Regions from separate parts of the Homo sapiens genome. Here region 1 is linked to region 2. The links are chromatin loops, found by intact Hi-C in ENCODE. Cell type or tissue: dorsolateral prefrontal cortex. All regions are shown on one strand. Region 1 has its middle 36 kb from the start of LINC00844. Region 2 has its middle 80 kb from the start of CCEPR.

The links. Hi-C counts contacts between places; a loop is a spot of excess contacts. Peaks named below come from ENCODE experiments on the same cell type or tissue, not always from the same donor. Only the 100,000 strongest peaks of a DNase experiment are listed, where the experiment ranks them.
Region 1: a loop joins it to region 2, with 2.8 times the contacts of the local background. A loop is called at or near these places in 8 of 110 quality-filtered maps.

Annotation. Positions count from the first base shown.
Region 1 is chr10:58,961,857-58,964,356 of GRCh38, reverse strand. No RefSeq gene overlaps it. Among named protein-coding and RNA genes, the nearest start is that of LINC00844, 36 kb to the left of the region's middle. RefSeq lists enhancers at 1-380, 381-882. In dorsolateral prefrontal cortex, a CTCF peak has its summit at 1,159; DNase peaks (open chromatin) are centred at 376 and 1,156; H3K4me3 peaks cover 787 bases; H3K27ac peaks cover 2,453 bases.
Region 2 is chr10:59,095,598-59,098,097 of GRCh38, reverse strand. No RefSeq gene overlaps it. Among named protein-coding and RNA genes, the nearest start is that of CCEPR, 80 kb to the left of the region's middle. In dorsolateral prefrontal cortex, no CTCF peak of the experiment used is centred here; a DNase peak (open chromatin) is centred at 1,307; H3K27ac peaks cover 2,500 bases.

The DNA.
Region 1 (2,500 bases), 130 kb after region 2:
CCAACCAATCTATAAGGCTTCATTTTGGCACTTTGGCTTTCACTGTTTGATTTAACCAATATTTACTGAGCATTATGTACCAAGCCCACTGCTGTGGAAGCTGAATCCAGATCTCTGATGCCCTCCCTTAGCAAAGAGTTGAAAGTTGGGGGAACTCAGACAACAAGTGATTTTTCTAAAGAGCATTAGTTTGAGTCTGGTTGAAAATTTGACAGTGCCGTTTAATGGGAGGATTCTGTGCCATCCAACTCCACTTAAGCCCTTAGCTAAGCCATCAAATGGCCCCATTCATGCTGCAGCTGCAGAATTCCTGAGGCCATGCCAGTGGGCCCCAGGAATGCAAACGAGGGCTCGGTCTTGGCTTCTGACACCCTGTGAGCTTTGAGGAAGAACAAGTAGGCATTTGTTAGGGGAAGGCCCACAAAGGCACCACAGGAGAGGGGATTGAATGCCCCATGGGATTCCAGGCCAAATGCAAAAGGCTGGTGTAATCTCTGCCACCACAGCTTGTGTGACCTCACTTGCTCGCTGGCTGTGGGGGCAGCTGATAGCCCAGCCTGCTGAGGCAGGGTCCCTAAACAGAGCAGGGGTGGCAGCTCTTCAGGAATACAGTCTGTACTCTATTACCCACCAGGTAAGGATTATGTGAAGCCAAGCCATGTAAAGGAAGCAAAGACTTTGAAAGGCAAGAGGAGGATAAAAGCATTTTTTTTCCTGCAATCTCTGGGACATTCCTCCCATCTGTACCCAAGAGGGAGGTAGTGAAAAAAGAACATGGGTTGCAGGTAGAATAACCTTAAAAGGCTTACAGAAAGCAGCAGAAAATCAAACCATTTCTAGAACATTCTTTGTGAAATTCAGTTCTCCCCATAACTCAGATATTGTCAATTTGCTCTTGAAGTTCGATTTTGCTGTAGTTGCCAGTGATATGGTTGCTTATATTACCCAAAGGCTATGTTCTGACATCATGGAGCAGCACCCCCAATGGCACTCTGGGTATTAGCACCTTTACATATTATATGGTGACTTAGACTATGCATACAGAACAGAATTACTCAGCCTCAGCACTGTTGACACTTTGCACAACGTAATTCTTTGTTGTAGGGGCTGTTCTGTGCATTTTATGTGTTTAGTAGCATCTTTGGCCTCTATTCAGTAGATGCCAATAGCGCCCCTCCTGGTCATGCTGTTGAAAATATCTCCAGGAATTGCCACCTGTTCTCTGGGGACAAAATTGCCCTCAGTTAGGAACCATTGGTATAGAGGAAAGGTGGAAGAAGATTTTGTTTTAAAATCCTTCAAGAGAACAAAAGAGGAATTGTTAGTCTTTGTTGCTTACAATTAGTAGTTTCCCTACAGGAATGAAGTCTTCAATACCCGTAGAGTTGCATAGGATTTTTACCTTCAACATAAAATAGAAGTCCTACATAATAAGAAAACAGCAAGCCACAGTTACCATTGGTTGATTCAGTCAAATCAGCCCAACAGTTTGTTGATGTTCACTGGACATTGTCTTCGCTTCAACTATATGCTCACTATTGTTCTAGGTGCTCGTGCAGTCCACACACTGTCGGAATAATTTGATTAAACAATAATGCCCAAAAGATTGCCTTTGGGAGGGCTTTAATGGTGTTACGCAGGAAAATAATGGAGCTGTAGAATACAGAAGTTATTTTCAGCTGGACCCTGAGGTGGAAATGACTTTTTCCATGCCCCAAAGTTTCAAAATACTTCTCTCATTGTCATAATGCACAAAATATGGCTGATCACACAGAGAAAGCATAACTGTGAAAGTGAACCCAGATATAAGAATTTAGGAGCCGGGAGAGACAGAAAAACAGAAAGACAGGCAGATCTACAATAACAAGCAGCCAACTTAATTAAGAAGAATATCAAGCAGTCTGCATTTTAGAAAGCAGAAAACAAAATCCTACAGAAGCAAGAGATGAAGCCTTGGTCTTTTGAACAACTTGAAAAATTATATCAGCAAAAATGTAAGAATATTCTCTGAAATGTAAACTACAAGGGCAGAGATTCTTTCTTCTCTTTTGTTCATATCTTTACCTAGGCCTTTCTCCCTAGTGTCTAGAACAATGTCTGGTGCTGGTAGGTACTCAATAAATATTTGTTAAATGAATTCTGCAATTATTAATAACGGACCTGAAATAAGAAACCTAAGTGTTGTCTATACTCTATGGGATCCACAGAGAAGAACTAGACTATGTTAGCACTAAGATTATTACCTCAAAATGCTCAAAGACCAGTAAGCATATGTCTACATAACTCATGAGATAACTTGAAGGGGATTCTAATGACCAATTTTAAACAAATGGAGGGGGCAAATGAAAATATTGGATATGTACATTGAATAAAAACTAATCCATAAGTTCACAGTGATAAGGAGAAAAAAGAGAGATGGAACAAAATATAGAGAAAGCTCTTTTTTTCTTTATAAAAGAATGCCAGATAGTAAATAGAATGATAGAATTAGGAAAATCTC
Region 2 (2,500 bases):
CCATCTGGACTTACAGTTCCACATGGCTGGGGAGGCCTCACAATCATGGCGGAAGGCAAGGAGGAGCAAGGCACATCTTACGTGGATGACAGCAGGCAAAAACAGAGCTTGTGCAGAGAAACTCTTGTTTTTAAACCATCAGATCTTGTGAGACCAATTCACTATCATGAGAACAGCACAGGAAAGACCTGCTTCCATGATTCAGTCATCTCAAACTAGGTCCCCCCCACAACACGTGGGAATTATGGGAGCTACAAGATGAGATTTGGGTGGGGATACAGAGCCAAGGCCATATCACTAAGTATTGGATAAGTGCCTACTATCCGTCAGGAAATAAGAAACAAACCCTCACTAACCATAAAAGAGTTTCTAAATCTAATGAATAGAACACAAAACAAGACTTATTATCAGATCATATAGGTTTATTTTCAAATTAGCAGGATTTACTAGTGTTTCTCAAAACTGGAATCTATGTACCCCTGTCCACAGATATATTTTTACACAGGGTCTCTTTGTGAATTTTTTACATTTTTCTGAAAACCTTTAAAAATTAATTAATATAAACATATTATTGATTATTTTGGTGGTAACGTACATCTGAGTACCACCACAAGATTTCAGTGCCAAAGTTTACATATTTGTACTTGCGATTATGATTGTGTGAAGTCCAAGTTATGTCACTTTTATTTGTGCTTACTAATTAAGATTAACAAATAAGTGAAGCATTGAAGCCAACTAAATGCAAATTGACGTCAGAAGGCTGTATGAATAGTTGAAATAAAAAGCAGTGGAAGAAGAATTTGAATTATCACATGGAACAAGGTAATAATAGGCATGCTTATCTCAAACAATGTAGGATGTTATGGGGGTCTCATATTCATACTAAAGCAAAGGAAAAAGAAATGCACCAAAATGATGCTGTTTATTTGTCAATTTTATTATTTTTTGTATTTAATTTGTAAATGTATCTTGTTCCCATTGTTATATAAATGACATAAGGTAAGAGTTTATATTACACATTCTATGGCCTTTCTAAAGTCACTTATTGGTTCTGACTTATTGGTTTTTGTAGATTCTTTTGAACCTTCTGCATAAGCATTTCATCTGCAAATAGTTTATTTCTTCCATTCCAATCCAAATGGCCTTCTTCTTTCTTTCTTTTTTTGACATATTGGATTGGCTAGTACAATGTTGAATGCAAGTGATGACTTCATATTGATGACAATCAACTTTTATTCTTGGTACAAGTCTGTCTTTCTTTGCCTATAGGCCCTCATCCAGCATCACTCTCTGCGGGCTTACAGAATGTTTGATCCACTGATCACATAACACTGCACAGACCAAAGGACCCATTTTAAAGCAAAGGAGGTACAGCAGTGGGCATATGACGATGAGATCTACTGGTTGTGTCTCATACTATAACATGCAGGAGCTGCAGGACTGAAAGAGTGGTGGAACTGTTTGTTAAAATGCCAGCTTATAAATGGTACCCAATGAAGATGAGATGCTGTCCCTGAGAATACAGTATACACTCTAAATCAAAGACAATTATACAGTGCTGTGTCCACAACTGGTAAAATCCATGGGCCAAGGAACCAAGGAATGAGAAAGGAATAGCCCTGCTTCCCATCACTGCTAGTGATCTACTCAGGGGAATTTTGCTTACCGTTCCCACAACTCTGAGTACTGCAGACAAATAGGCAAGAGGGACAGGCAAGCGTCCCATTGACCTCCTTCTTCCAAGGCTCCTTCTAGTAAGGGACCAGCTGGCAAGAAAAGAAGTTAATTAACCCTAATTATTAGGTGATAGGGTTGTTGTTACACTTGGAGGAAACACTATGAATAAAACAAAAAGACTGGTAGTCTAGAGTACAAGCTCTCAATGTGAGTTCAATTGCTTTTTTTTTAAAAAAAATCATCGTTTTCAACAGGGGCAGAGGCTCACTCTGTATATATCCAGACCTATTGAGAGAACACAGCTATAATACATCAAACATTTGTCTGCACATTTAAGGGAATGGAGGAGAGAGGAAGAGCAGCAGAAAGGTTACCAAAGCAGGGTGTATTCATCCATTCTCAAGCTGCTATAAAGACTGGGTAATTTATAAAGGAAAGAGCTTTAAATTGACTCAAGTTCCATATGGCTGGAGAGGCCTCAGGAAACTTAACGATCATGGCGGAAGGCACCTCTTCAGAGGATGGCAGGAGAGAGAATGAGTGCAAGCAGGGAAAAAGCCAGACACTTATAAAACCATCAGATTCATTCATTATCATGAGAACAGCATGGAGGAAACTGCCCCCAGGATTCAATTACCTCTACCTGGTCCTGCCCTTGACATGTGGGGATTATAGAGATTACAATTCAAGGTGAGAATTGGGTGGGGACACAGAGCCAAACTATATCACAGGGTAAGAATGACTGGGATATTCAAGTTCATATAAAAATTTTAATTATTCTATCACTTATTAAGCAGCACATTGATAAGTGCATAGAGGGAAA